Regions from separate parts of the Homo sapiens genome. Here region 2 is linked to region 1. A link is a loop called in an ENCODE intact Hi-C map of the cell type or tissue named here. Cell type or tissue: Caco-2. All regions are shown on one strand. Each heading gives the region's core, and the rest is flanking DNA. Links, peaks and the distances in the headings are about the cores only. Region 1 overlaps MARCHF1 (membrane associated ring-CH-type finger 1). Region 2 overlaps MARCHF1 (membrane associated ring-CH-type finger 1).

The links. Peaks named below come from ENCODE experiments on the same cell type or tissue, not always from the same donor. Only the 100,000 strongest peaks of a DNase experiment are listed, where the experiment ranks them.
Region 2: it touches region 1 in a loop (3-fold over the local background); 1 of 110 quality-filtered maps calls a loop at or near these places.

Annotation. Positions count from the first base shown.
Region 1 is chr4:164,145,013-164,161,778 of GRCh38, reverse strand. All of the region lies in intron 1 of MARCHF1 (membrane associated ring-CH-type finger 1), which reads left to right. Among named protein-coding and RNA genes, the nearest start is that of MARCHF1, 230 kb to the left of the region's middle. In Caco-2, for the core only: no CTCF peak of the experiment used is centred there; a DNase peak (open chromatin) is centred at 8,898.
Region 2 is chr4:164,198,260-164,215,025 of GRCh38, reverse strand. The region is part of intron 1 of MARCHF1 (membrane associated ring-CH-type finger 1); the gene reads left to right. Among named protein-coding and RNA genes, the nearest start is that of MARCHF1, 180 kb to the left of the region's middle. In Caco-2, for the core only: no CTCF peak of the experiment used is centred there; no DNase peak of the experiment used is centred there.

The sequences.
Region 1 (16,766 bases), core at 7,636-10,135:
ACAGTATGTTTAGACAGTTGGGAGCCAAGAGTTGCAAGATGGATTTCTTCTGGAAGAAGACTCCTGATTTTGCCTTGTATCATTTAAGTTACACAAGACTATGAAGACATAAATTTAAGTTTATGAGGTTTAACAATTACCCTAAAGATGAAAGTTGTCATCAATGCTCCCTTCTTGGTTTCCAACTTCACTTAGGTTTTGGCCTGCTGCTGCTGCTGCTGCTGCTGCTGCTGATGATGATGATGATGATGATTTTGATATCACATGGAAAGATTTAAAAATATGCTTTCCTAAATTGTATCCAACATGGCATATTAGTCTGTCCTCACATTGCTATTAAAAATACTTGAGGCTGGGTACTTTATAAAGAAAAGAGGTTTGATTGGCTCATGGCTCTGCAGGCAGCATAGGAAGCATGATGCTGGCATCTATTTGGCTTCTGGGGAGGCCTCATGAAACTTACAATCATGGCAGAAGGTGAAGGGGGAGCAGGCACACCCCATGGCTGGAGCACACAATAGAGTGAGCAGAGAGGTTTTACATATTTTTAAACAACCAGATCGCAGAACAACTCACTCCCTATCACGAGGACAGAACCAAGGGTGATGATGCTAAGCCATTAATGAGAAATCTGCCCCCATGATTCCATCATGTCCCACCAGGCCTCACCTCTAACACTGAGGTTTATATTTCAACATGAGATTTGGAGGGGACACACATCCAAACTATATCAATTGGTAAGTGGTTTCGGTTAAATAATCACTTAATATACCTTGTCAGCCAAAGTGCTGGTATCAAAAACTATCATGTTATTCTTAGATTTTTGTCATTTTTTTTGTATTAGGTATGTCTTTTGTAAAGAGCATAGAGTTAAGTTTACTCTTATTGAATCTGAGATTTCATGTCTTCTAATTGTGTGGTCTGTCTTCTGTTATCTTATTACACACTTTCTGATCTTTAAAATTTTTTACTTGGCTTAATCTTTAAAAGCTTCATGGAGAAGTTATATCTTAAGCTGAGTTGTGATGAAAGTGTACCTGTCAGTTGGAGTTTTGTAATGAGAGAAAGAGAAAGCACTCACTGTCAGTGGTTGAATTCATACATTAATATTGTATCATGCTGTACCTCTTATTTTAAAAGCAGCACATAAAAATTATATCCAAAGTTATTTTCTGATAATGGATATTTTATGGAGTTTTAAATGCAAAACATTTTATAACGTCGGTATTCACACCAGAAATCTAAAGTCATATTATAATAGTGCAATTTTAGCATACAGTCATGTGCCACGTGATGACCTATGGTCAGCAACATACCACATATGCGACTGTGGTCCAGTAAAATTATAATACCATATTTTTACTTTACCCTATCTATGTTTAGATATGCTTAAATACACAGAGACCATTGTGTTCCAGTTGCCTATAGCATTCAGTAGAGTCACATGCTATACAGGTTTGTAACCTAGGAGGAATAGGCTATACCATTTAGCCTAGGTGTGTAGTAGATTATGCCACCTAGGTTTGCAGAAGTGCAGTCTAATATTCACAAGATGAGGAAATCACCCAAGGATGCATTTCTCAGAACATATCCCCATCGTTAAGTGACACATGACTGTATTTCTAATAAAAATATCGAATTTGAAAAGTAATAAAACCATTATACTTTATCCATAATTAGGGCAGCTAATAAAATTAACACTTTGTAACATCTAACAATAATAAAAAAAATAGAGTCTGTCTGAAGTACAATATTTTAAAAAATGCTAAAGCTAGGTCCTGGTTCAGAAGGAAGGGTGTTAAAAGGCATAAGTGGTGGTTTCTAAAGACATTTTATAGGTCAGAACACTGAATGTCATATATTTGCCATGGTGATTAAATTCAGTGTTACAGATGAAGAATGAGGTCCAGAGAAGAGGTACCATTTACTGGAGTCAGGCAGCTTTTAAGTGGCGGTTTAGCTCCAATGCTGAGTCTAAATTCATTTCTCTTTCCACTATACTCTATTTCCTGCTAGCTTACATTCTTTCCATCGCTGATAACTTTCCCCAGAAATGCTTCATAAATATTTCCTTTATAGCTCCTTTACACTGATATTAAAAACGTTTCTGCACAAATTTACAAGTATCACCTGGACTAACACAGAAGCTCATATTGAGAACGTGCTGTAATGATCTGCTACATGAGGAAACTCCCTATTAACATTACTTTCCTCATCATTTCCAACACTTAAAAAAACCTATTGTCAAGTAAAGTACAGTAACAGAATTCTAGTGAATTCATTCATTTTTTTGGTTCTTCCTCCATTGTGTCTTTTACCCATTGGTTTATTAAAAAGGAGAGAAACATTTATTCAATGAATAAATGAAAATAAGTTAAATTTGTAATTTTTTAACATGGACGTTTTGTGGTAAAGAAAATTATATATGATATTAATAGTTTGTGCAATTATTTAACAGAGATTAAATAAATATTAGGTTGGTGCAAAAGCAAAATCCACGATTACTTTTGCACCAACCTAATATTTGTATGAATGTATATGCCCAACAGTTTCAAGTTAGCACGTTTTAGCATCAACAGCATGTGCAGTATTTGTTAGATTAGCCTTAAAACATTAATTACTTTATTATCTCCATTTTGTATAAGAGCAAACAAACTTGAAGAGATTAAGTAATTTGGCCATTGCCACACAAGTCAATCATGAAATAGAAAAGTTTGTCTAATTGCAGAGCCTGTGTTCTTAACCACAGTGCTGTTACTGGAATCTCAAGCACACTAAACCTTGGCATGAAGAAGCATAAATATTTCCAGAAATCTACATGTACCATTTCTGAGTACTGTGACTATTATTGTGGTGCAGGTTTAGGAGGAGGATGATTCTCGAAGTAGACATGTTCATGCTGAAGATGTCATTTAAACTGCGCCTTGAAGAAAAGGAAGAATAGAGGGAATGGAGGCTAAAAAGTACATTTTTGGCGGAGCATAGTTGGAAAGAAATGTGGTAATAGGAATAGCAATTATGGCAACACATAGGTCAGTCTGGCTGGGGAGAGGATGCATGTGGAACAGTTAAATGAGATGATTAGAATTAAAGCCTTCTTTCACTGTTTATTTATTTTTAATTTATTATTATTATTTTGAGATGGAGTCTCACTCTGTCACCCAGCCTGGAGTGCAGTGGCATGATCTCAGCTCACTGCAACCTCTGCCTCCCTGGTTCAAGTGATTTGCCTGTCTTAGCCTCCTAAGTAGCTGGGATTATAGGCGCCCGTCACCACACTTGGCTGACTTTTGTATTTTTAGTAGAGACAGAGTTTCATCGTATTGGTCAGGCTGGTCTCGAACTCCTGACCTCAGGTGATCCACCTGCCTTGGCCTCCCAAAGTGCTGAGATACAGGCATGAGCCACCACACCTGACCTTTTATCACTCTCCATATTCACATATTTGGTTCAAATTTCTTTTATAAAAGGAAAAATACATAGGCATTATCACTTTAAAAATGAATTTGTCCTCATGAAAATTGTACTTATAGTTCTTGGCCACTTATTTGATTAGGTGTTGAAATATAATAGGAAGAGTCTTTTTTAGCTAATTAAAACATTGACTTATCTCTAAGTATGCCACTGATTAAACAGAAGTTTTTTTAAAAAAATATAAGAACTTGTCATTTCTGTTGGATTTCAAATATAGCATCAAGTGCATGCAAATACTTGCCCTGTGTGCTGCTAATGAATTTAGTCAAGTGAAAGTAGAAGCAATTACTAAGAATAGTAATGACTAAAACATGTTTCTCAAGAATCATCAAAAATGGCATTGGAAAACCATCGCTGGAATTGCCATTGGAGTTGCTGTTGTTGCAGTTGTTTTTTCATGTGTATTTTGGGTTGACTTGTAATCCCTCCCTCACAAAAGAAAAATATATGTTGTAATCATAACTCCAAGTACCTCAGAATGTGTCCCTATTTGGAACTTTGTAATTAGTTAAGATGAGGTCATAGTGGAATAGAGTGGGCTCCTAATCCAGTATACTGGTGTCTTTTTGAGAAGATGATCATGGGAACACACAAACACACACAAGGAGAGCACCACACCGGGATGAAGGCAGAGACTGGACTTGCACAGATCCAAGTCAAGAATTACCCAGATGCTAGACAGAGACAAAGTAGGACTCCCCTACAGGTTTCAGAGCGAGCGTGGCCCTGCTGACATCTTGATTTCAAGCTTCCAGAACTGCAAAACAGCATGTTTCTGTTGTTCTAATCTACTCAGTTTGTGGTGTTTTGTTATTGTAGCCCTAGGAAACTAATACAATATGCAAAGTAATAAACAAGATGTAAGGAACAGTTTTTGAACACAGAGCAATATGCATTATTTTCACAAACTGTGAAGCCTCCTTTTATTTTTTAAGGAAAAATATTTTGTTTAATCGTGAATAATGTTATGCTCAGAAGTTGTCTTGTAAAGATGTTAATATAGTTATCTTAACATCAGTTTAAAGAACTATACTTTCCAATGTGCTAATTTTAGGTTTATTGAAACTATAAGTATGAATTATATATATTAATATAAGAGAACATGTTAATATATACCATAATATCTTTTAATATTGTAAATATTTAAATTTATAAATTATAGTTCTTAAGATTTTCCATCTATGGAGAAATAAATACATTTAAATGTGCATATATATCAGAGATACAAAAAGCAATTTATAAGAGTGAGAGAAGTAGCAAAGTTAGAGGAAAAATACTTAAACTGAAGTTCAAATATAATTGATGTCTAGTCTTAGCATCATTGTTTAGGTGCAGAATGTAATCAAGTTCTTTAACGCATGAACAAATCTCAATTATTTCATTTGAAAAAACTAGTATGGGGTGAGATGCTTTGAAGATCAAATGAGAAGCATGTCTCCAGCTGGTGGAGTTTTTGCATATCATAGGTACTCAAAATGGGCCTATAAACAGATACATGGGCATAGTCTGGAGGATTCCTGAATTAGGATGGGATATATGTGACATTATTCATCTCCTATAAAATGACAAGAATTAAGGGCGGGCATGGTGACTAACGCCTGTAATCCCAGCACTTTGGGAGCCTGTAATCCAAGGTGAGTGGATTGCTTGAGCTCAGGAGTTTGAGACCGACCTGGGCAACATGGTGAAACTCCTTCTCTAAAAAATACAAAAATTAGCCAGATGTGGTGGTGTGTGCCTGTAGTCCCAGCTACACAGGAGGCTGAGATAGGAGGATGGCTTGAGCCCAGAAGGCAGAGGTTGCAGTGAGCAGAGATGGTGCCACTGCACTCCAGCCTGAGCAACAGAGTGAGACCCTGTCTCCAAAAATAAAAATTAAAAAAACACAAGAATTTGAGTTTTCTCTTCCCCATTTCTCTATGGACTCCATTCCTCCCCCATTTTCCTACTGAAGTCAGAGTTAATTTTGTTTAATTAATTAAATACTAGTTTGGGACTATATACTAGACATTTTTAAATGAACAATGAATATCTAAGACAAACATGCTGTCACTGTCTTCAAAAACTTCAATAGTTTTGTGCGAGAAAAATTTTTTGGAGTTCTTGTTAAAAATGTAGAACTGGGGGCCTCACCTCTAAAAGTTAAGTTCAGTAGGATTACAATTGAACCCAGATTTCCCATTTCAACAAGAGCCCTAGGTAATTCTGGAGTAAATAGTCTATAAACCATCTTTGAAGAAACCTCTGGTTTTAATGACCTAAAGCTGATTGAAACAGTCCATTAAGTCTTTTGATAGTTTTTCATTACAGAAGTAGATACTTCCCCCGAAAATTATGATTTATTACCACTAATATATGCTACTTTGTATCACAACTGAAAGATGAAAATCATTTTGAGGGAGAAAGTAAGATGAGGAGAAACAGAGGGGAGCTCTTAGTATCTTGTGGATACTAAGATTTGCTTTACACAAAAATCTCTTTAAAAATTTATTGCATCAATTTAAGGGGTACAAGTTCAGTTTTGTTACATGAATACATTGTATAGTGGTGAAGTCTGTAACCACCACCTGAATAGTGTATTATTAATGGGTATTATACCCATTAAGTAATTTCTCATCCCTTCCCCCCACCAAGTCTCCACATCTATTATTCCATCCTCTATGTCAATGTATACATTATTTAGCTCCCACTTGTAAGTGAGAACATGTGGTATTCGACTTGCTTTGAAAAAAATCTTTTAATAGAAATTCCTAAATCCATAGCCCTAACAAGAACTGTTAAGTGTGTAGAGAACCAAGACTAGAGAACATATATTTTGCTGCATCAAAATCTTTCTTTGAACTCAGGAAATTAAATCACATTATTAGCTCTTCAGTAAAGTTAGTGGAATTTTAATAAATTACTGGTATTCTTGAAATGTTGAGTAATGCTAACTATATGAAAAATTAAAAATGCATTTCTTTTTTTTTTGAAAGTTTAGTTTGATAAATTATAACGAACAGGTAAGAGATTTCCAATTGATATGGACAGGAGACAGGGAAATACTAGGTAGAAGAGAGTGGTTCCCTGGCAAAGGCCCCACCCTTAAGCCTGGATACCCACAGACCCAAGTAAGAACAGGCATTTCTATTTTCGCAGCCAAAAAGTTGCCTTTTGGCCCACCATGCCCCCTATCTTATGCCCATATAAATCCCAAACCCCAGGCTCCAGAAGCAGATGAGGAGACGAACAGACAAACAACAGAATGGTGTGGCAGAGAGGATGAGAAGAAAAGGAATGTTAGGAGGAGTTTGGCTGGGGACAGTCGGAGAATTAGCTGCTGGATGGCCAAACTCCAGGGGAAGATCATTTTCCCACTCCATTCCCTGTCCAGCTCCCCATCCAGCCTGCTGAGAGCCACCTCCACCACTCAATAAAACCCCCATATTCATCCTTCAAGTCCGTGTGTGACCTGAGTCTTCTGGGATGCTGGACAAGATCTTGGGATACAGAAAGCTGGCACAATCGTCCCCTGCCCTTGCAAAAAGGCAGAGGGTCCACTGAGCTGGTTAACCCTTAAGCCATCCATGGATGGCAAGGCTAAAAGAGTGCACTGTAACACACACCCACTTGGGCTTTGGGAGTCTCAGACTCCTACCCTTAGATGCTGCTGTGGGGCCAGAGCCCAAAAGAGCTCCCCTCATTTCCTGCACCTGCCCATCTGCGTGCTTCCCGTCCCGTAAGGGGTTTGAGCTTGTGGTGGCTGAACAGAGAGCCACACCCCTGTTGCATGTTCTGCAAGTGGGGGTCAGGGAACTCTCCTGTTTCACAATGAGTACAGCAAAATATGATGAAGTTGGAAAAGACCCAGGCTCAGAGTTTGGGTCATGAAGTTAATCACATGATGTCACTAATTACTTGAATTACTTGAATCAAAACCCTTAACATATCTGTAAACCAGTTTCCTCATCTATAACGTGTGGATAGAGGCTAAATGATTTTTAGACTTTGTTCCATTTCTAAAAGATCTAATTCTACCTTAGGTATTTTCAAGGCATCCATCCCAAATTTTACAGCATGACTAGAAACTTTTTCTTTTTCTTTTAAATGGCCTAATGGCAAATGGCAAGATATTTTTTACATTTAAATAGCTAGCTATGAAGCCTATTATTGCTAATATTTACTTCATAAAACACACAGAAGTACATGTAAACAATTTTATTGTCTTTTGAAAGAATATTTGTTTAAAAATATTTCACATATATAACCCAAAATATGTGCAATGTACCCAGTTTACATTTAGGCTAGCTCTTGAGTGGCAGAAAAGACAATATAGAACAGGTTAATAGAGCAATGACACTTCTCTGGCTGTTTATAGTTTAGAAAGCTATTTCTGAATCTGTCATTAACAGTAAACTTAAGACTTCAAAGAAAAGTCATTAATATTTTAGTGTATCATACTTTGTATACATTGTTATATATGTATATATCATACATGTTGTTTTTTATGACTTTTGTTAATAGCATATTTGTTTTAAAAGCATAAATTTAGATTTAAAAAATCAAATTATATTTTAAATGCACAAGAAGAGATAGCTTTTTAATCTGTGATGAATTTTTCTTTTCAATTTTTAGTTTTGGTTGTTTGTATGATGTATAAAATCAGCATATTTTGTCTATGGAGAATGCTTTTGCATAAAAGTGTCATTTATTCATAAATGCTAATTTGTAAAAAGTTAATCCATTTTTAATCAAAGTTGGCCAAATTGCTTTTCCCATGTGGGTGGACTTTCTTTATTAAATTATTAAATTATTATTATATTCTTATACAGGTGCTATTGTGTGAGTGACAGTCTGGCTAATTTTCAATATTTCAAACTTAATTTAACAACTTGTGTTTATATATTTTGATTTTATTTCAATGGTTATTTTTCCACTGGATGGGTACTTGAGTTTGAGTTATTCCTTCTATAAGATGTGTTACAAAGTTTTCTTGTTTAAAAGGGTAGGGATGGTTTTTAAGTCGATAAAAAGAGAATAGGTGTAATAAAAATTAACAGAATTGTAAAATCTAAGGTAGTGTAAGTGACTGCTTTAGTGGTTGATGGTTAGTGAAGATTTGTGTGTTTCTGTTTGTGTGCATTAGTATATGCAATCTAATCATTATTTTCACCTAAAATGCCAGTTTATATATATATATTCTCTGTTGATGAAAAGAGTCAATCTCTATAAAATATTTGAAAAGATTTATTCTGCACTAAATATGAGTGATCATGGCTCATGACACAGCTTTCGGGAGGTTCTGAGAACATGTGCCCAAAGTGTAGGGTACAGCTTGATTTTATATATTTTAGGAAGGCAAGAGACATCAATAAAATACTATTAAGAAATCCATTGGTTTGGTTTGGGAAGGCGGAACGACTCAAACTGGGGTGGGTGGGGGGTGGACTTCCAGGCTATAGGTAAATTTAAACATTTTCTGGTTGACAATTGGTTGAGTTTGTCTAAAGGCCTAGGATTGATAGAAAGGAATGTTCAGGGTAAACATAAAGGATTGTGGAGACCAAGTTTCATTGTGCAGATAAGCTTTTAGATAGCAGACTTTAGAGAAGAGCAGGTTGTAAATTGTTTTTTATCGAACTTGAAAGGGTGCCTGGCTCTTAGTTGATTGTCTCCTGGATCTGGGAAGGAAAGAAGGAAAACAAAGGGGGAAGGGGATTCTCTATAGAATATGGACTTTTCCCCCAAGAGACTTTGCAGGGCAATTTCAAGGTATGTCAAGGAAATGTATTTTGGGGTTAAATATTTTTTTCCTTGTTTCATAATGTTATGCCAGAGTCAGATTGAAAAGTATGTCACAATATATAGGATCAAATAAAACCCATCTGATGAGAATTCCTGGTTTATAGAGCATGACTCCCTAGACCCCTTAGGTAGGAATTTGGGTAAGATAAAAAATCGGAGCTTAGTCCTCATTTCTAATTATCTGGAAATATGGGACAGCAGAAAGTAAGAAATGATGAAATACAATATATATTTTAAAAATTCAGAATAATTATGATACCATCTTAGCTAAAGTAATCTCCTCTACATCACTCTGGTTCCCATGGTTTGATTTCACTTACACCAAGTATCACCACCTGAAATCACAATCCTTTATGTATGTATATATGTAGGTACATGTTTATTTGTTTATTTTCTATCGTCCCCCATTTCCATTAGAACATAAACATTTCATAAGGGCAAGGATTTTATCATTCTTATTCATATTGCAACTGCAGGACTCAGAATAATGCTTGGCAAACAGTAGGCACTAAATATATAGAATAAATGAGTGTATAGATATGGTTAGAATTATAGAAGCTAACAACAGCTGCCCAACCAAGAAATTCTTGGTAAGATTGTGAAGGGCAAAGGTCAATAAAAACTGAATAATTGGAAAGGTCAAGAAAGCTGCAGTTCTATAAACACATGAAGTAGAAGCTTAAGGTGGTTAGAGGCTAGGGAATTAGGACGTTGGCCAATATATTTTTTTGGGGGGGGCGTGGGCTGAGTTAGAAAGAAATACTTTTAATTTTATTTTACTATTTTAAATAAAATCATAACATGAAATAACCTGAAAAGCATTTAGGCTAGCAGTCAGTGCCTTCTTTGCATGTAGTGGCTCCAGTGGAATAGGAGAGGCTTGGTTGAGCCCTTGGGGAAGATGATGGAGCTGTTTTCAGAGTCAAATCCTGTGAGCATAGCAAGCTCAGAAATGGAGATAAAGAATATGCCCAATTCTGAGCACAATTTCTTTAGTCTGAGACAAGTACAACATAGGAAGTATTGCTCCAGGCAAAGGACTATTGTTTGTAACATTAAAAAGCACCTCTATTTTCAATCTTTCAGTTTACAAAATTTCATAGATAAGAATAAAGTTCTGTCTGAGAACAAAGGATATCACCCCTGTCACCACTCAACTGATGGCACTGGTGGTAGTTTCCGTAATTTTGAACTTAATGAACAAATGGACTTGCAACCAATCTTTCAAAATTCAAATAGAGGAGCTTCTGTAATGTTTTTTCTCCTTAGAACTGTCTTAGCTCTCCTATTCATCACTGTCTTCGTTTCTATTGCTGTTACTACAAATTATTGCATACATTGTCTTAAAACAATTCACATTTATTTTCTTAGAGTTCTGGAGCCCAAAGTGGATCTCCTTGGGCTCAAATCAAATGTCAGCATCATGTTCTTTCTGGAGGCTCTAGGAAGAATCTATCTCCTTTCCTTTTCCAGTTTTGAAAGGTCCTTGACTGTGATTTTCTTTCATCTTCCAAGCCAGCAATGGCCAGTCGAGACTTTCTCACATCACAGCACTCCACCACTGACACTTTTGCCCTCCTATTCCCATTCAAGGACACTTGTGATTACTTTGGGCCCACTCAGATGGTCCAGGATACCAGCTGATTAACAACCATAATTCTATTTGCTACCCTAATTCTCCTTTGCTATGTAACATATTTCTAGATTCTGGACATTAGTACGTGAACATCTTTCGGAGACAATTATTTGTCTACAGATATATTTTCTTTATGAAAATGTGTGGTTTTAATAAATAAATGTATTTCAAGAAATGAACTATTCTATTTTCATGTCTTGTTGAAATGGTCCAAGTCTAGAGTAGAAGAGAATCGACACTTTGTTTACTCCTGGTCAGTTTATTCCTCAAAAAGAACCAAGGTCAAGGTATACCCAGAGCAGAGCCAAGCTTAAACAGGACCAAGCTCAAGACCACCAGAGTAGGGCAAGGTCAGAACAATCACAGCTGAAATTTATTTTTTCCAATTAGACTTTGCTGCTTTTTTAAAGAATACCTGTTCTCCATGAGAGGAAACCAATGACGTTGCTTGTTATATGTAACGACCTATTTGCAGACACACAAGTCTCAAAGAGGGGTTTATATGCAGTGACTTTTGGTACAATCCCTGTGGTTAGTGGAAGCATTTATACCCTGGGAAAGACTTGAAATTAGTGCTTTACTTTTGCAAAGCACACAACACTTGAGCACTCCCAAAGTTTTTAAAAATAAAGTTTGTAACAAATTACTTGAAATTCATTATTATCTCTCCAGGTAAACTCTAAGAATAAAATTTATGTATTTGACCTCTGTGACAGATTCTAAATAGGAATTAATCTCTGTAATTAACTTGTAATGGAATCACTTTCTAATTGTGTGCACATAAAACCTAACAGTTGCTTATTTTATGCTGTTTTTGGCAGTAACTGTTCCATCACATCGTTTTATGAGACAATAATATAGTGTCTAAATAGAAACACTCAGAGCACAAATAATTTATCCTATTGAGTAACAAAGAGATTTTCATCAGTAAATCAGGAAATCAGATTACTTTTCATGTGGGCCAGCCCTGAATGAGACACTAATGGCTGCAATAAATGTCATGATTAATGACGTTTGAATGTCAGAAGTTTGAAAATTCAACATAAATTTATGAAATATCCAGACATTCACAAGTTAATCCACACCTCAAACCATTTAAATTTCTTTACATCATTCATCCAAAATGTATGCTCTAGAATCTTCTCATTTATCTCACTTTAAGTATATCCAAAACTGTGTGGATTCATGGTATTCTTGACCAAAACCAGGAATTTTTACTACTGACCCGAATCTAAAAATGGCTGTTTTTACTGAAGGAGTCCTTGAAGCTGTTGCTAAGGAACCAGCTTTGGAAAACAAAGACAACGTTTAATAAAAAATGTATTGATTAAAAAGAAGAAAAGCTCTGAAAAGCAGTCATTTCTCGAGAAAGCCGATATGTTATGATAAACTTTTCTAGGCTTTGTCTATTCCCTGGTTGTTGTGCCATTTAAACGTCTTCTTACTCCACTCTCTGAACAATATATTCCATGTTCTGATAATTTCTGAAGTGTTATCTGTTGGATTTAATAAGAATTTACATTTCAAATGCAAAGATCTTAGAGAAGAGCTAGAGTCCATAGGCCATACTAAATATATCTGAGTTAGTCCATTTTGCATTGCTATAAAGGAATGACTGACTGAGTAACCCAAAGAGGTTTATTTGGCTGACAGTTCTGCAGGATGTACAAACATGGCACCAGCATCTGCTCAGCTTCTGATGAGGCATCAGGAAATTTATGGTCATTGCAAAAGGCAAAAGGGGAGCTGGCATATCACATGACAAGAGGGAGCAAGGGAGATGCCAAGTTCTTTAAACAATCAGATTTTACATGAACTCATAGGGTAAAAACTCACTCATTACCACAGTAGCAGTACCAACCCATCCATGAAAGACCTGCCCCCCATGACCCAAACACCTGCCATTAGGCCCACCTCCAACATTGGAGGTTATCTTTCAACATGAGATTTGGAGGGGACAGAGCATCCAAACTATAATAATATCCTTGCCTACAGGAAATTAAATATCGTGTTAGGAGACAGCACTTGTGAGACATGTTAGTGTCTTTGTCCATATTAATTGTTATGGGTGGTTGAAGGCAGAATAAGCAATATTTGCTAGAACCTTCTAGAATTACTTATAGGAATTAATCTTTTAAAAAAGTAATATTTATAATGGCACAGTGGTCAATTAGCTAGAATTTTCTAAAGGACTTGGCACATGCTTAACAATAGCTTGATAAACAGAATTTTTCTTATAACAATAAATTTTATTTTTATTTGAGGATCTTCATTGCTATAGGAACTTCAGCTTCAGTCAATGGCTCAAACAGAAGGAAAACAGAAGAAACTGTGCTCACCTAAAGATTTTTACAGACTGAAAACATAGGGAAAGCAAAGTATGAATAAAGAAATTAGGAAAAGGATAAAGAAATGGTAGAATGGGATAAAGATTAATTAAGAGAACATGGAAAAAAAAATTAAGAGAACATGGCTGGCCATCATTAGCAGTAAAGGATTACTTAACCAAGATCTATGGGGTATGACATTTTCTTCAAGAGTCTGAATTATCTGCTGTCATTTGTGTTCATTTTGATATTGATTGATTTTGGAATTGTATTCAAGAAATGAGCAAAATCTTGTGAACTGGCATCATTTCAACATCCCCTACTAGTAGTTGTAGTTCCAATATCTTTTTCGTCCTCTGTTACATAGTTTCTTGGTTGAATTCGTGAGTGTGTGTGTGTGTGTGTGTGTGTGTGTTATTTTTTTAAACCACGGTTCATGATCATCACAACTGGAGAGCTATTACCATAATGTACTTTTGGAAATATGAAATGAAAAGGACTGAGTACTAGACTCCTTCTAATATCTAAATTTGGGTATTAAAATAAAATATGAATGTATTTTGTTTTATCAAATTTTCAGCAAATTTGAATATTCTATAGATTATACTTTGCTATATTTATCTAAAATCCAGAAATACTTTTAATGGAAAGGCTAAATCAAGCTGAATAACATATGTAATTTTTTTTTTGCCATAAGAGAAATGGAATTTATTTTTTTTATTGACTTTTTTTATTATTATACTTTAAGTTTTAGGGTACATGTGCACAATGTGCAGGTTAGTTACATTTGTATACATGTGCCATGCTGGTGCGCTGCACCCACTAACTCGTCATCTAGCATTAGGTATATCTCCCAATGCTATCCCTCCCCCCTCCCCCCACCCCATAACAGGCCCCAGAGTGTGATGTTCCCCTTCCTGTGTCCATGTGTTCTCATTGTTCAGTTCCCACCTATGAGTGAGAATATGCGTGTTTGGTTTTTGGTTCTTGTGATAGTTTACTGAGAATGATGATTTCCAATTTCATCCATGTCCCTACAAAGGACATGAACTCATCATTTTTTATGGCTGCATAGTATTCCATGGTGTATATCTGCCACATTTTCTTAATCCAGTCTATCATTGTTGGACATTTGGGTTAGTTCCAAGTCTTTGCTATTGTGAATAATGCTGCAATAAACATACGTGCGCATGTGTCTTTATAGCAGCATGATTTATAGTCCTTTGGGTATATACCCAGTAATGGGATGGCTGGGTCAAATGGTATTTCCAGTTCTAGATCCCTGAGGAATCGCCACACTGACTTCCACAATGGTTGAACTAGTTTACAGTCCCACCAACAGTGTAAAAGTGTTCCTATTTCTCCACATCCTCTCCAGCACCTGTTGTTTCCTGACTTTTAATGATTGTCATTCTAACTGGTGTGAGATGGTATCTCATAGTGGTTTTGATTTGCATTTCTCTGATGGCCAGTGATGGTGAGCATTTTTTCATGTGTTTTTTGGCTGCATAAATGTCTTCTTTTGAGAAGTGTCTGTTCATGTCCTTTGCCCACTTTTTGAGGGGGTTGTTTGTTTTTTTCTTGTAAATTTGTTTGAGTTCATTGTAGATTCTGGATATTAGCCCTTTGTCAGAGGAGTAGGTTGCAAAAATTTTCTCCCATTTTGTAGGTTGCCTGTTCACTCTGATGGTAGTTTCTTTTGCTGTGCAGAAGCTCTTTAGTTTAATTAGATCCCATTTGTCAATTTTGGCTTCTGTTGCCATTGCTTTTGGTGTTTTAGACATGAAGTTCTTGCCCATGCCTATGTCCTGAATGGTAAAGCCTAGGTTTTCTTCTAGGGTTTTTATAGTTTTAGGTCTAATGTTTAAGTCTTTAATCCATCTTGAATTGATTTTTGTATAAGGTGTAAGGAAGGGATCCAGTTTCAGCTTTCTACATATGGCTAGCCAGTTTTCCCAGTACCATTTATTAAATAGGGAATCCTTTCCCCATTGCTTGTTTTTCTCAGGTTTGTCAAAGATCAGATACTTGTAGATATGCAGCGTTATTTCTGAGGGCTCTGTTCTGATCCATTGATCTATATCTCTGTTTTGGTACCAGTACCATGCTGTTTTGGTTACTATAGCCTTGTAGTATAGTTTGAAGTCAGGTAGTGTGATGCCTCCAGCTTTGTTCTTTTGGTTCAGGATTGACTTGGCGATGCAGGCTCTTTTTTGGTTCCATATGAACTTTAAAGTAGTTTTTTCCAATTCTGTGAAGAAAGTCATTGGTAGCTTGATGGGGATGGCATGGAATCTGTAAATTACCTTGGGCAGTATGGCCATTTTCACGATATTGATTCTTCCTACCCATGAGCATGGAATGTTCTTCCATTTGTTTGTATCCTCTTTTATTTTCTTGAGCAGTGGTTTGTAGTTCTCCTTGAAGAGGTCCTTCACATCCCTTGTAAGTTGGATTCCTAGGTATTTTATTCTCTTTGAAGCAATTGTGAATGGGAGTTCACTCATGATTTGGCTCTCTGTTTGTCTGTTGTTGGTGTATAAGAATGCTTGTGATTTTTGTACATTGATTTTGTATCCTGAGACTTTGCTGAAGTTGCTTATCAGCTTAAGGAGATTTTGGGCTGAGACAATGGGGTTTTCTAGATATACAATCATGTCGTCTGCAAACAGGGACAATTTGACTTCCTCTTTTCCTAATTGAATACCCTTTATTTCCTTCTCCTGCCTGATTGCCCTGGCCAGAACTTCCAACACTATGTTGAATAGGAGTGGTGAGAGAGGCCATCCCTGTCTTGTGCCAGTTTTCAAAGGGAATGCTTCCAGTTTTTGCCCATTCAGTATGATATTGGCTGTGGGTTTATCATAGATAGCTCTTATTATTTTGAGATATGTCCCATCAATACCTAATTTATTGAGAGTTTTTGGCATGAAGGTTGTTGAATTTTGTCGAAGGCCTTTTCTGAATCTATTGAGGTAATCATGTGGTTTTTGTCTTTGCTTCTGTTTATATGCTGGATTACATTTATTGATTTGTGTATATTGAACCAGCCTTGCATCCCAGGGATGAAGCCCACTTGATCATGGTGGATAAGCTTTTTGATGTGCTGCTGGATTCGTTTTGCCAGTATTATACTGAGGATTTTTGCATCAATGTTCATCAAGGATATTGGTCTAAAATTCTCTTTTTTGGTTGTGTCTCTGCCCGGCTTTGGTATCAGGATGATGCTGGCCTCATAAAATGAGTTAGGGAGGATTCCCTCTTTTTCTATTGATTGGAATAGTTTCAGAAGGAATGGTACCAGTTCTTCCTTTTACCTCTGGTAAAATTCGGCTGTGAATCCATCTGGTCCTGGACTCTTTTTGGTTGGTAAGCTATTGATTATTGCCACAATTTCAGCTCCTGTTATTGGTCTATTCAGAGATTCAACTTCTTCCTGGTTTAGTCTTGGGAGAGTGTATGTGTCGAGGAATGTATCCATTTCTTCTAGATTTTCTAGTTTATTTGCGTAGAGGTGTTTGTAGTATTCTCTGACGGTAGTTCGT
Region 2 (16,766 bases), core at 8,901-11,400, 52 kb before region 1:
AGATGCCCACTGGGGCTTCAGCTGTATACATTCACCCCTAGACACTGCCGTGGGGTCAGAGCCCCACAGCCTGCCCATCTGAGGTTTGAGCGGCGGGGGCACTGAGGAAGCGAGCCACAGCCCCATCGCACGCCCTGCAAGGGGGACAAGGGAACTTTTCCCGTTTCAATTTCAAGTGTCAGATGGAAATGGGGATGTGATAAGAAGTTAAGACAGGAGGGAAATGGTGGGGATTGTGGTAAACCATAAAATATGTGCCCCACATTATAGGCATTATTGAGTTATAATTTAAAAGGCATTATAATTTTTTAAATATACTAAAATATTTTGCTTACCAAAGACCCTTGACCACAGTTATCTAAAAATCCACCAATTTGTGAGCTGGCTTCTAAACTGACAAAGATTCTAAAGATCAGAATTTTATGTACCTTGTTCAATGACACATTGCTATGATAAGCTATGACTTGGATCTATGTCTACCATTTACACAATCTTTGATCTTAGCCTAATAATATATTATCATGTCATATTAGACATTTAAAAAGTGGAGGGTTTTTTTTTAGAATAATGGGGATTCAATGAAGTTATATAAACTTTGTTACATAAACAAAGATGTGTTTTAGAACCAATCTTCATTTATAGTGACAAATGGATTGTAGACTTGCAAGTACAACATGGTTTCATGTTAACCAGATAGGAAGCAGTTAGGAATTTATATAACAAATTATCATAAATGTAGTAACTTAATCCATTTACTGTCTCACAGTTCGGTAGGTCAGAAATCTGAGTGACCACCACTCAAAAATATATGAAGACAACATAAAATACCCAATTCTTTTTTTAATATACAATTTTTTTTACTTTTTCATTGTTTATTTACTTAAAATATTGTTGTATGTGTCACGAATACAGAAATATATATATTTACATGGACGTTTTAAAATTTTTATGGGTACATAGTAGGTGTATATATTTACCCATAAACATATACAGGAGTTATTTTTATATAAACATACAATGCATCACAATTACATCAGAGCAAATGGTGTAACTATCACCTCAAGCATTTATCTTTTCTTTGTTTACAAACAATCCAGTTATGCTCTTTTAACTGTTTTAAAATGTATAATATAATTTCTTATTAAGATGAAGATTATTTACATTTTGCCTGAAGTTTCAAACTCCAAAACCCCAAATTAGATTTTAATTAATAAGATTTTTATTGTTCATTTATATATTTAAATTTCTAAATGTACTTTCATTTATACAATAGACAAAAAATAACATTTGAAGATATTATAATTTATTATGTCATCTAAAGGACATCTCATTTATAATAGATACATTTTAAATTTGTTAAATTCGTTTTGGTTTTAATTTTTTAAAAATATTGATAACCTAATTTTATTAGCATATACCTATCTTATTAATATTCCTGTTTTGTTGTCTGTAGTCAATGTGTTACGTAGAATTTTTAAAAGTGAAAGCCCAGGCCAGGCGTGATGGCTCACGCCTGTAATCCCAGCACTTTGGGAGGCCGAGGCAGGCGAATCATGAGGTCAGGAGATTGAGACCATCCTGGCTAACACGGTGAAACCCCGTCTCTACTAAAAAAATACAAAAATTTAGCCGGGCATGGTGGCAGGCACCTGTAGTCCCAGCTACTTGGGAGGCTGAGGCAGGAAAATGACGTGAACCTGGGAGGCGGAGCTTTCAGTGAGCAGAGCTTGCGCCACTGCACTCCAGCCTGGGCCACAGAGTGAGACTCCATCTCAAATAATAATAATAATAATAATAATAATAATAATAATAATAATAATAAAAGTAAAAGCCCAGAGAAAAGTAATTAAAGGCATTATTGAAAATTTATCTAAGAAACGAATTACTTACAATAGGCACTGTTATGTGAAATAGAAATACATATATGACATAAGCACACACACACACATATATAATATATATGCAGTAATATATATGCAGGCTTGTCATTTACCCATTTGCTTTAGTTACATTTTTGCCCTTTGCTGTTATGTCCTTTCTTTCAAAACACTGATTTAAAAATATGTGTATACAGTCAAACCTTTCATGCCCTGGAGGCCCTGAAGACAGAAACACTGGCACTTTCAAAGTCTGACTCATAACATATTGGTTGGATGATTGCATAAACACAATACCTTGGTGGGCCTCGTTTTTCACTCTTGTAAAATGGGGAGAATAATGGCACCTCATATGGCTAGCATGATGATTAAATGGGAGAATTCTTAGCATCTTGGATTCAACCAACCTTGGAGGAAATTTCAAGGGATACCGAACCCATGGATACATAAGACTGAAGGGACTTGAACATCAGTGGATCTTGCTATCTGATCTTCTAAAGACCTGGAACCAATCTCCCATGGATATTGAAGGCTGATCATATACATACATATATTTTTTCTGAGTAAAAAATAATACATGGAGTATGAAATAAAATGTTGAAACAAACACATCTTTGCTTCTCTCCTACTCCCAAACCCATGAAAAAACAGAAAATATACTTTAAAAAATTTTAAGTCTGTTAACATCCATAGAAAGATATCAAAATAGAAAAATGTCTTTAAATAATTCAGAGCCTAAGCTCTGAAGACAGAAACACTGGCACCTTGAAAGTCTGACTCATCGCTTACTGGCTGGATGATTGCATAAACAAGATACCTTGATGTGCCTCATTTTTCTCTCTTGAAAAATGGGGAAAATAATGTCATCTCATATGGCTATCATGATGATTAAATGAGAGAAATGTGTGCCAGAGCTTTGTGTAATCCTTAGGACAGAGCAAATATTTAATGAATGTTGATGGTTGTATTAAATAGTTGTTATTGTTTTTGTTGTTGTTTCTATTCTTTCTCTTTCTCCTCCTCTTCCTTCTTTTCTTCCTCATCCTCCTCTTCCATTTTTTATCATCATCATCATCATCACTTTGAGAGCAAATTATTAGTTGCTTTCAAAGGAAGTAATATGCTACATGACCCCATAATAATATTCTTTCTTCTCTGGGACTTTGTTCCATGACTTTTCACACTGTTTTCTTTATCTCTCCCTTTTCAATAATTCTTTCCTATAAGCATTCAAACATGTTGGAGCATCCTCCATATTTTAAAAATATTCATTTAAATTTACTTCTCCCTCTGGCTACTGCTCTATCACTGTAAGTTTCAAAGCGAACTCTCTCAAAATAGTTGTCTAAACGTGTCATCTCTGCTTGCTTCTTTTCACTTCAACTCATTCCCAGATGGCATCCGTACCTACTACTTTACCACACTGATTCTTCTAAGTTCTTTAACCATTGTCAAGTTTCTATAAGGCCAATATAAGAACATGAGGGCAAAGAGTTTTTGTTTCCTTCTACAGTTCTAGTACCCAGGATATGCCTTGTATTGGCAAACACTCTATACATATTTGTTGAATGAATGGATACAATTTTCTGTCTTTTTCTCATAAGAACTTCTAGGATTATTTCCTATTTTTAAAACAGTCTCTTAACTGGGCCTTTGACTTTTGCCAAACCACATTTGATGTTCTTTTTATGTTATTTTTACTGAGAAATAATAATTGCATGCATTTATGCAATTGGTATATATATATATATGTGTGTGTGTATATATATACAAATATGCAGGTTGCAATGTGGTATATATATATATATATATATATACATACATACATACACATATGCAGGTTGCAATGTGGTATATATATATATATATACATAAAGATTAAATCAAGCTTATTAACATATCTACCACCTCAACTACTTATTATTTTGGGAGTAAGAATCTTTAAAATCTAATATTTTAGCAATTTTTGAAATACACAGTGCATTATTACTATGATCATCATTCTCTGTGATAAATCACTAAAACTTTCTCTCTTGTCTAAGAGGAACTTTGTACCCTTTGACCAACCTCTCCCCTTTCCCCATACTCCCCATGTTCCTAGTCTCTGGTAACTACTGTTCTACTCTCTGCTTTTATGAATTTTACTCTTTTTAGATTCCACATATAAATGAGATCTTGCAGTAATTGTCTTTCTATACCTGGCTTATTTTACTTAGCATAATGTCCTCCAGATTCATTCAGGTTGTTATAAATGATAGTATTTCTTTCTTTATAAAGGCAGAATAGTTTTCTTTATAAAGGCAGTATATTTGCCACATTTTCTTTATCCATTGTCCTTTGATGGACGCTTAGGTTGCTTCCTTGTCTTGGCTATTGTCAATAATGTAGAAATGAACATGGGAGTCAGATTCCTCCTGCCTTTCTGATTGCATCTCAGTCAACTTTGCTGGCTCCAATTCTTAATATAACTCCTACATATTGAGGTCCTTAACTGAACTTATCCACTCATTTCTTATCTTTATTCATATAATAACATAACATGAAACACTATCTATATACCAAGGAATGCCAATATTTATACATCCAGATGACTCAGATCTTCAGAGCTCCAGCCCATATCTATGACAGTTTTCTTGACTTACCCAACTGGGTAACATACAGGCATCTCAAATTCAATATGCCTCAAACTGAACTCCTGATCTTTCTTCCATATCTATTTATATTCTAATTTTCCCTCTGTTGGTTAATTGAATTTTCATTCGAGTTGCTCATGCTAGACACTGAGTAATTATCTTTGATATCTCTGTTCTGCATCTTCTCTATATAATCTGCCATGAAGCTGTGTCAATTTTACCTCTAAAATGTTCTTCAGCTTTAAGCCATCAGCTTTTTCTCATCTTCGCAGATGCTGATAAATGATCCGAAGTCTCTCATACTTAGGAAAATGTCACAGTTTTCTTATCAATCAGTTTAATCACACTTTTGCCTCTTTCCAGTGAATATTCCGTACTATAATCAGAGTGATGTTTGTTTGTGTTTAAATGCTTTTTTATTTATAACTGAAAACTAGAATAATATAGCAGAGCTTTCTTTTGTACTGTTCAATAAGAATAATTTCATAAAAAATGTAGAAAACATTTAATTATATGTAACTGCCTAGCCAAGATGTTTATTCAAATAACTCATTAGCCAATAAGGCCTAATTATTTATCCCTTTTCACTGCATTAAAATTTTTTTTCTTCTTTTAATGGTTGGACCTTTTCTCATCATTAATTATAAATTACACATGATTTCCATGAAATCTAAATTTTCTTCTAGAGGCCACTTAGTAAAATTAATTGAGAGATTTTTATCCTATTAGTAAAATATTCCAATTATACAAATGCATGTTAAATGAAGAGAACTAATTTTATGAGAAAAGCCAGTGATTCAAGTAAGGGAAAGGCAATTTGTAACACTATTTTATACAATGAGGACAACATTATTTAATATATAAAAGCATAATATTAATATTTCTTGTTTTGTTTTGCTTTTTGGCTATTCCTTTTTCTCCATAAGTCTGGATCTCTCTGCTATCATGGTATTTGCTTTGTACTGCAGGATTTTCAAACACATATGTCATATGGAACCTTATAGTTTCAGAGACTACCTAGCTTCTAATCAATCCATCTCCTCCTCTTGTTGGGTGCTCCAGATTGCGTTGTAGTTAAGTATGACTAAGTTCTGGCCAGTGTACTATGAGAAGATTCCAGCCCTGGGCCATAAGAACCTCCCTGGGATGAAGCTCATGCTCCTCCCAAAGTTGGATACAGTATAGATGAGTATGGAGATCTTGGAAGATATATTGTCCAAGTGGTAGAGCTATAAATTGGAAGAAATCATTCCTGAATTACTATTTGGAGGAGATTCTTCTGATCAGGCATCATATTTTTTTCTTGATTGAGCAGAGAAACTAATATGTTAAGCCACAGAGATTTTTCCTCTTTATGTGTCAAGAGCATTGTTTTAACTAATGTTAATGCAAAAAAATTGCAACCAGTTTCACTTTTTCAATTAATGTTTAGAATACAAGGCAACTTTTATTTTATACACACACACAAACATTTTATATATAATATATATAATAAATATGTATGTGTGTATATATATTATATATAGAGAGAGAAAGTGAGAGAGAGAGAGAGACAGACAGACAGAGACAGAGAAACAGGGTATTACTCTGTTGCCTAAACTAGAGTAGTATGATCTCAGCTCACTGCAACCTGAACCTCCTGGGGGTCAAGTGTTTCTTCCACCTCAGCCTCCCAACAAGCTGGGACTTACAGGCTCACGCCACCACACCCAGCTAATTCTTTTCGTATTTTTTTAGAGATGGGATTTCACCATGTTGCCCAGGCTGTTCTTGAACTCCAGAGCTTAACCAATTTCCCACAAGGCAGCTTTTAAATGCCCATTTCAATACCCAGAACTCTCACTCATTTTCTTCTCTTGAAATAGCACTGTCCTTGTCTGCCATTACTTTTAAAGAATCATCTTTTCTCTCTTGCTTGATCATTTATCCATGTTGAGAAGAATGGCACTTATTCCTCCTATAGGCAAATCCAAGTAAGGAGGCAAAGATTACTACTTCTTTTTGGGAAATAACTTCAGATAACATCTGGGAAGACTCAGGAAAATGTTAAATTTCTGCAGTTTGTCTACAAATACTCAGCTTTGGGTTAAACTCACTTTAGATGCTTACGGCTGTGCATTAAATAAAGCTCATACTTCCCAGTTTGCAAGGGAGGTAGGGGAGGCAGGAAGAAAGAATCCAGCCCTTGTGTGTCAGCAGAGAGGATCTTTTCTAGATGCAATTTAAATTCTGTCAGTCCCTTCCATCAAACCCTTCAAATACCTTTCCATTTCACCTGAGTTACTTTCCACAGTCTTGATATGACCTAGCAGGCCTGGGCCCCTCCCTGCCTCTCCAGTCCCTTCTCAAGCTTCCTTTATTTTGTTCCAGAGACACTGATGAGTTAATCCCTTGACACAGAGCTCCTTGACATCAGGGATTCATACACAATCCCCCTTGCCTAGAAAGCTCCTCTCTGAAACCTTTGCCTGGCAATTCCTATCATGAAAGCTCTACTTAAATATCCCTCATTCAGTGAGGTTTTTTGGTTTTTTTTCAACTTTTATTTTAAGTTCAGGGGTACATGTGCAGGTTTGTTACATAGGTAAACTTGTGCCACAGAGGTTTGTTGTACAGATTATTTCATCACAAGGTTATTAAGCCTAGTATCCATTAGTTATTTTTCCTGATCCTCTCCCTCCTCCCACTCTCCACCCTCCGAAAGGCCCCAGTGTGTGTTGATCCCCCTCTCCGTGACCATGTGTTCTCATCATTTAGCTCCCATACCTGGTCCCAAACCAACTCCAGTGCAACAGTGCACACAGTCTTCAGCAGGGAACCCCCGTTCCCCCTACAACTGCCTTGGCTTCGCTGCTGTGGTGAACACCAGCAGGGAGGCAGGCAGCCCTTCATCTGCTAGCTCTAGGCTGCAGCTGCCTCACCTCAGTCCCCCCAGCACAGTAGACTCCAAACCTTCAGTGAGGTTTTATCTCTTTCCGGCCCAGTCAAAACTGGTTTCTCTTTAATGTTTTCCTAATAAAATATGCTTTCCCTTTATTGAAACTATCACAATTTATATTTATACATTTATTGTTGTGGTGATTGGTTTAATACTGCCTGTTTTCTTCCCATCTGGATTCACTGCCGGTGCCTGTAACACAGTAGGCCTCCAAGAAATACTTGTCAAATGAATAAATGAATAAACTTAAAATGAAAAATTGAAAAAAGCTATTGAATGTATTGGCCCACAATGGATTAAACATTTCCAAATTGGCAGTGCTGTAACCAGGAGATCATGTTATACAGATGTATTAGGAAATAATGTTTTTATGCATTGTAAAACACAAAATAATGATGACTTATCTTGGTATATATTACTACTCTTCACTTCTTAATAATGGCTTCTATTACCCCTTCCTCACCTGCAAAAATATCAATGAGGAAAAGAACTTTCTATTGTTAAAAGAGTTTATACAATAAATGCTTAGAGCAGTGCCTACATCGTAGTAAATTCTCAGTCAATATCCCCTGTTACTATTATATCATCACTTTTATTTAGTATTTATGGTAAATTTTAATGATAAAATTAATACAATTTTTTTAGTATTATCATACTTGTTAATTATAATTTAAAACTTGGTTTTTCTCTACTGTTTACAGAGTTTTTTCCTTTGTTATTGATTTACAATTATTAAATAAAATTATTAAGTATAGTGACTAATTCCCAATATATATTTGAATATCTTATAGTTACGTAATAAGGAATCTTCAAAGGAGTGAGACCCCAATTCAAAGTTAGGTTTATAGTCTTTGAAAATAAAATATTCTTCCTTTTTTACTTGAAACAAAGGTGAATGTAGAGACTGTATTACAGTAAGTCAATGGACTGAAATTTTTTCCTCTTACCTTTTTAATTCTTAGTTTGATGTCTGATGTAACAAAGCACTTCCAAATTTTAGAAACTGAAGCTTCTTTTAATTTGTGTTTTAATGAACAAGTTTTTTGGAACAACTTTGGCCCATTCAATAAAAAAATTAAAAAATAGTAAAAAGCTTTAGTTTGGTTTGTGTATTATGAAATAAAATTTATTTATTTATTTATGACTGAGTTTTGCTGTTGTTGCCCAGGCTGGAGTACAATGGCATGACCTTGGCTCACTGCAACCTCCACCTCCTGGGTTCAAGAGATTCTCCTGCCTCAGCCTCCCGAGTAGCTGGGATTACGGGCAACTGCTATCGTGCCCGGCTAATTTTTGTATTTTTAGTAGAGACGGGATTTCGCCATGTTGGCCAGGCTGGTCTCGAACTCCTGACCTCAGGTGATCTGCCTGCCTGAGCCTCCCAAAGTGCTGGGATTGCAAGCATGAGCCACCGCGCCTGGCCAAAATAAAATTTATTATTTTTCATTTTCACTTTTTAACAAAGATAACTCGGGGATGGGATGTCATGTTACTTTTAGTCTTCAGAAGTAGAAATCTAAGAATACCAAATAGAATAGAATAGATTAATAGAGTGGGTCATTTACAATTTCAGGTATTTTTTGAATGTAGTTTTTGTTTCATATTATTAAAGCTGAGCCTATTATTAATGGTCATTGTTAATGCAGTTTGAGTTTAATTGTATACTGCTCAGAAGATATTACTGTGACGTATATCATTCTGAAAAATTTTATCAAATTGTTTAGTTCAGTTAGATTTTCCTTTCTTTGGCTACCTTACAAATTATTTTTCACTATTTTTTATGGTTGTAGAGATATAGTACTCTAGGTTAAATTAAATTCAAGAATAGTTAGAGAAATTTTTTTTTTTTAAATAGACAACTGTGGCTCAACCTTGGGTAGTAAGAGCAAAGAAATAACAAATATTTCAAATTTCTAGCAAGTATTTCAAAGAAAACAAACAGAAATTACATCTTCATACTATCACTAAATTGATAGAACCTATGTTGATTACTCATTTAGAACAATTTTGGTTATTTTAAATTAAATAGGAAACTTTAAAATCTTTCTTTTTCTTAGGCAATCAATTGAGGATGATGGACATGCCTGTTTCCTGTTAGTTTATTCCCCAGCAAAACTGTTTATAGTAGCGAGTTTGCGCTGGAGTTTCCAGAGTTCAAGCCCAGGTTCCACTATATGACTCTGGGCAACTTATCCTACATAAGCCTTATTTTAGTTTTTCAAATACAAGTGTCAATAGTGCCTATACTATTATGTTTTATAAACAGCAAATAAAATAAGTAAAGTTCTTTGCACAGTTTGAGGACATATTGACTGCTCAGTAAATACAAGCTCTCATCATTACTTAGTGGCAGAATGTGATCATTATACATAGATTGTTTTCTTTTCTGTCAATTACTAACAATGAAATGAATTCTTAGGTATCAGTCTTTTCTATGGGATTAAGAATAAAGTGTTTATATAGGATTAAAATAAGAATAGTAGATTTAAACTCAGTAAATCAAAGGAATGGATACAGTAAAACACTATATAAGAATTAAGACATTCTCTCAAAGAAAATGTTCACTGCATTTGGATCATTTTAGTTTAAAAATAATTGAATACTATTTTATTTAACTGTTTATACTAAAAGAAATTAGGTTTTTTGATTGTACAGAGACATCAAAATGCTGAAATGGCAAGAGAATTTAATGTTGTAATTGTAAAATTAAATATTTAATGCTCCCATTTAAGTTTACAAGGCCTTGAAGAAATTACCTTCTGATGAAGCTGAATAAGGCTGGAAGTGTCACTGCTGAGAAAATTCTCAGTACTTGGCTCTGAATTGTCTTTTGACACCTTCAGCATTACCTTTGACATTCTTTTCACAGCCTCAACCATTACCAGCTTCCTGATGCCTGTCATAGTATGCATTTTCAGGATTCCAGGGTTTCTGAATCAGAGGAGCTTCTTGCATATTTCATTAGGCACAAAGTTTTTCACACAAAATGGTTAGCTATAACTGGGTCATTGCTACTGAACAAAGAATGACACATTTAATGTCATTTTTCACTGGCAAAATATGTTCTGTACTTACAGTAAAATGTGACTCACACAATGTAAAAAGCTCATATTATTTTCCCTTTGCCTGGCTGTCTCAAAGAGCAAAAACTAAAGTCGTGATTTTTTAAAAATGGATTCTTTTGTGGAGGTACGTGTCCAAAATCTGAAGGAAAACATTACTCATCCAAAACAATTTTTGTAAGTGAAAAACAGTTTTTTTATTTGACTGCTCTTATATGTTGATTTCTAATATTTGTTCTACTTTTAACCATGTTCAAAATGGTGAACTATCAGTTTGTTGTTTTTTACTTTGATGAAATGACGTTAAATCTGAGAATTTTTGACGTTTGATGAGACTTCACGCCACGTACTTCAATTTAGCACCTATCTATCAACTATGCTTAGACAGAGAAACATAATCAAGCCTGTTTCTCATATATAGTAGGGAAAAAAGAAATCACATCCAAACATTTCTAATAGAGGGACTGGGTACTAGTAGAGTGATGCCCAGAACACTACAGTGAAGTCATAATTTTAGAATTACAAATGTAAATCAGATGTGTGAATACATATTTTTATTCCTTATAATTAAAGTTAACTTTTCTGTAGATCTGTTTTTAAACATGATAGTAGAATAAAACACATTTTACAATTGTAACCCAGTTACTTCCCATTTTTAGTTCAGTCTCAGCTTTTTTGTTTCTTTTACTTTCTTCTCAAGGTTACTTCACAATGATGTCTACTCTCAAGCGAGGGTGTTTTCCGTAGAGTCCAGATTGAAGGTCAGGCAAATCTCTACTATTTTCAAAGTCCTTCAGTGACGGATATATTATATGTCAACTTGGCTGGGGCATTGTGCCCATATTTGGTCAAACATTATTCTGGATGTTTCTATGAAGGTTTGTTTTGTTTTGTTTTTTTGGCACAGGGTGAGGGTAGTAAAATTAACATTGAAACAGCTGGACTTTGAGTAAAGCAGATTACCCTCCTTAATGTAGGTGGGTTTCATTCAATCATTTCAAGACTGCAATCGAACAAAAGACTATCTTCCATGGAGTAAGAAGGAACAAGACCAATAGACAGCCTTTAGACTTGAACTGCAACTCTTTGCTGAGTCTCCAGGCTGCCAGGCTACCCCATTAGATTTTCGATTTACCAATCCTCCACAATAGAATGAGCCAAATTAACAAAATAAGTTTCTCCCTCTCTCTATCTCTCTCTCTCTTTCTCCTACACAGCCACACACCCCTATCCCTCTCTTTCCTTCTTTCTCTTACCTGAATGTCCAATAAAATTGCTTCATTATTATACATCCTTCCTTCCCTGTGGTTAATATAAGCTGTTTGAGTCTGCCAATGTTTAAAATGTGATTTTTACAATAAAGCTCTAAAAATCCCATAAAACCTCAATGGGTGTCTGATTCTAGGCACTGAAATCCAGGGCTTTCATTACTATTGTCTATATCAAGGAGAGAGAGGGGGCGAACAGCTCCAAAATCAGAAACTCAATCTACTCTGTTATTTCTCTCTCTCTCTCTCTCTCTTTCTCCCTTTCTCTGTGCTTGTACATATGTGTGTGTACATTTGTATGTGTTTCACCATTTTGGTTTAATGGTGGATGGATATAGGTCAAAAGGAACTAAGAGAGTAAACATTACATTGACTACCTCAAAATATTGTCCCACTACAGGGGTTACTATAGTTTGATAAGAAAATTCATGTTCCCAGTATCTTGAAGGATGCTTTTATGTTTTATGAAATGGCGTAAGCAAATAGTAGGAAATATTCGAGAACTATGACTACCATTGTGTAGATACAGCAGAAAGAACTAGCAAATTATAAAGCAGCAAGGCGTAGTGGGAAATCATGGACTTTAATCAAATCAAATTTGATTTAAATCCTGGTTTGAGTACTAGCTATGCCTTGAACAGGTTTCTGAAACAGCCTAAGCTTTGATTTTCTAACATATATAATGGGGATAATAACAAAATCTGCCTGATAAGGGTTTTTTTGAAAATTAACTTTTTACACATTCTAGTCTTTTAAAAATACAAATTATTTTATACCACTCTTCTGCTTTAAGTGTTTTATTTCCTTACCAACATACTCCATAACTTCTTCCTGCCTCTGCAACCATATTTCACGCCACTTTTGCCCCTTACACTCTAAGATACAGTCATATGGAACATTTTATGGTTCATAATATCTACTGCATTCTCTCACTTTTGGGTTTTGGTATAGATTATGTCCTCTGACTGGAACTCTCCCTCCACCATCTCCTTAGCTTAGACAATGCCTGTTCATCCTTCGAATCATCTAAATGTAATGACAGTTTCTTGGGCAAGCTTTCCTGATCTCTAAATCAAGGTCAGCTCCCTAAGCTCTTGGCTCCCGTACTGAAACTTTTTCTTATGTAACTCTCATAAACACATAGCATAATGTTTTGCATGTTTTTCTTCCCTATCAGTTGCAAGTTCCAGCAGAGCTGATATATTTTCATTTCATTCGCTACTATAGCCCTAGAGCCTGACATAGTTTCTGGCTGTGAATGCTCAATAAATATTTGTTTAATTGAGTAGAAACATAAAGTATCTATTTCATTGAAGGAAAGAATAATTAGCTACATTTTTCTTTTTCTTGCCTTAATATTTGAGGAATTTGCTTATATGTCATAATAAAAAAGTTAAAGCCTTATACATTATACTAAGGAATTTGGACATTAAATTCAAGCTAGCCTTTCTATAAACAAAATACTGAATTTCTGTCCCTAAATTTGTTCCTTCCCTATTCTTCCCCATTGAGATGACACCAAATCCCTCTAGCTGCTCAAACCAAGTACCCGTATGTTATTCTTAATTATCTCTTTACCTTGCTTCTCATATGCAATTTGTTAACAAGTCATCTTCAGTCTGTATCCATTATTCTCCCTTTCCAGACCACCAACATGTCTTGACTATACTGCTACAATAGCCTCCCAACTCTTGTCCTACTTAAAATTCATTGTAAAAAATCAGTCTTGGCCGGGCACGGTGGCTCACACCTATAATCCCAGCACTTTGGGAGTCCCAGGCGGGCGGGTCACGAGGTCAAGAGATGGAGACCATCATGGCCAACATGGTGAAACCCTGTCTCTACTATAAATACAAAAAAATTATCTGGGTGTGGTGGCACGTGCCTGTAGTCCCAACTACTAGGGAGGCTGAGGCAGGAGAATCGCTTGAACCTGGGAGGCGGAGGTTGCAGTGAGCCGAGATCGCACCATTGCACTCCAGCCTGGCAACAGAGCGAGACTCCATCCCAAAACAAAACAAAACAAAACAAAACAAAACCATGTAAAACATGTCTGTAAAACATGTCAGATTTCGTGTTCAGAAGTCTTACATGTCTTTTCATTATGCTAAGATAAAACCCAAATGCATTTTCTTGGTTTCTAAAGCCAAGAAAATAAGAGTTGCTTTCAGCAACCTTGTTTCTTCCGCCATGCTTTTCCCTAGCTCACTCTTTTTAGGCAAGTCGACCTGATTTTCTTTCTGTTAGTCTGTTTCTGCCTCGTGGTCTGGCTTTCTTTCTGTTAGTCTGTTTCCACCTCGTGGTCTTGGTCCTGGCTCTTCATTCTGCCTGGAATGCTCTCCACTCCAGATCCTTACTAGATCTTAGCTCAGTCATCACCCTCGCAGGAAGATCTTCCAACCATTCACCTGCATACACCTATGGCTGCTCCCTAGAGAACATCATTCTGTTTTCTTCACTTCCTAGCACTTATTGCTTTCTGAAATTATCTACTTTGATTGTTTATTTCTTTCTTTACTCTTACTAGGATACCTGGGTCATTAAAGGAGGGATATTTCTCTCTTATTTACTGTTATAAACTTAATGCTTAGGCTGTAGAAGTTATACAATATTTGAAGAATAAATCGTTAAATGTATAACATTTTTGAAGAAAGATAATTGTGGGATCCATTTAGTTTGCAAACATTTGATCTGTGTGTTAGACAGAAGGCCATGGTAAAGGACAAAGACATATTTTATAGGACTGTACCCTGAAAAATAAATAAACTTGAACCAGTTATACAAGACTTATGTGCAGGAAACAGGTACCAGTTATATTTAGAAATGGTAAATCACCTTCTAAGCATAACTCAGAGCACAATATATTAGAGGGTAGAGAGAGAAGTGCGTCTTAGATATTGGTAATCATATTAGGACTGACGCCATCCTTGATTTTTCTTCTGGGAAACAGCTCAAAATGACTATTTAATGTTTACAATGATATCTTGCATCTTGCCAGTAAATAATATAATAGACACTAGGAATCCAAATTGTAAGATGAACAAGTCTTTATAGAGGGAGAGCCAAATACACAATAAATAACACAAGGTGGTAAATGCAGTAATACAAACATACATACCATGCATAGGAGTGCAGAGAAGGTGTGCTTCTCCGAATGCAGTCACCCAGAAAGTCCTTCTGTAGAAAGGGATATCTTAAATGGTGCTTAAAGGAAAAGTAACCAAAGGCAACTAAAGATTGCAAGGAGGTCCCAGGAAAAAGCAAAAGAACCAAAGGTACATAGGCACAAAAGTAGCCTGCCTTCCTGGGAACTTCCAATAGTTTGCTGGAGCACACAGTTAGAAGTACTGTGCCATGGGAGCAAAGACTGAAGACATATGCAGGTTCAAGGGCACAGAGCCCCATATATGTCATGATAAGATATTGGGAAGCCACTGGGGAGCTACTGAAACTTTAAGCAGGGAAATAAAATTGTCATATCTACACCTTAGAAATTTGATTTTTTTCTCTTCTTTTATCTTCTCTTCTCCTCTCTTCTCTCTCTCTCTCTCTCTCTCTCTCTCTCTGTGTGTGTGTGTGTGTGTGTGTGTGTGTGTGTGTGTGTGTGTGTGTGTGACAGAGTCCTGCTCTGTCACCCAGGCTGGAGTGTAGTGGAGTGATCTCCGCTTACTGCAGTCTCTGCCTCTCAAGCGATTCCCTGCCTCAGCCTCCCGAGTAGCTGGGATTACAGGCGGGCTCTACAACAGCTGGCTAACTTTTGTATTTTTTGGTAACAACCAGGTTTTACCATGTTGGCCAGGCTGGTCTTGAACTCCTGACCTCAGGTGATCTGCCTGCCTTGGCTTTCCAAAGTGCTGGGATTACAGGCGTGAGCCACCCTGCCTGGTGTAGAAGTTTGATTTTGATGTCAGTGTGGTAGATGAATTTGTGGGAAGCAAAACAAGATAGAGTTCAATGACAGTGAAAAGTTTATTGTATAAGCTATATAAAAGAAAATGTTGAAGGTTTGAAATCCATTAGTGGCAGTAAGGGTGTACAGAACGAAACTATTTGAGAAGTACACAAGGCAAGTCTTACTTTCAAGGCAGTTTATGTAAGCTCATTCAATTGTCTCAGTGTTCTTGCTATGTGTGGGTTATAGGATTTGGAACATGTGATCAATCTGAGCACACATCAGTAAACTGAATAGGATTATTAAAATCCACAAGCATTTTACTAGTGGAATCTGTGATATTTTCTAGCTACTCTTGCTTGTTTTATTTGAATCTTTTGCTCATATCCTATAGTAAAGATTTCAGGAAATATATTTTTATTTGCCTAGAATTTTAGCCTTTTAGTTTTTTGAATCTATTGCTCATATTCTTATAGTAAGAGTTTCAGGGAATGTATTTCTATTTGTCTGGAATTTTAGCCTTTCAGGTTTTTGAGCCCCTCTTTTGCTTATGGGACATAGTATGAGACAAGATGAAATGATACTTCTATTCCCAATTCACTGATGGGGAAAATGAAGCAAAAAATGTTATTCACTCAAGGCTTCTGCCATGTTTCCTGGTGGAATTACGGCTCAGACACAAATTTCCTAATGCCTGTGCTGCTAACTTCTCAATAGAACACTATATTAATTTATCTTCTTCCTGAGTGTTTTTCCACAAATCCCATAGCCTGTGAAAAGATTGTTTTAGGGAAATATTATTTTTAATATAGCATATTTTGTCAATGTGGGACATAGGACTAGTACCTGCTGAAAACCATCTCATGATCCTTGTGTAAGAACTAATTCACACTAGAAATACTATTTTCCTTGCTCATTAAAAACATAAATGTCTCAGAAAGTAAAAAATTATTCCTCTCTAAATAAACATACATGCCACTCAAATTTTATTCCTCTACCACTTGCCGTATCTAAACCTAGTTAGATACTTTGGTTTTAGGTATAATCTGACAGAACAGATACAACCAAGATCACATTGTGAGTCAGAAGTGGAAAA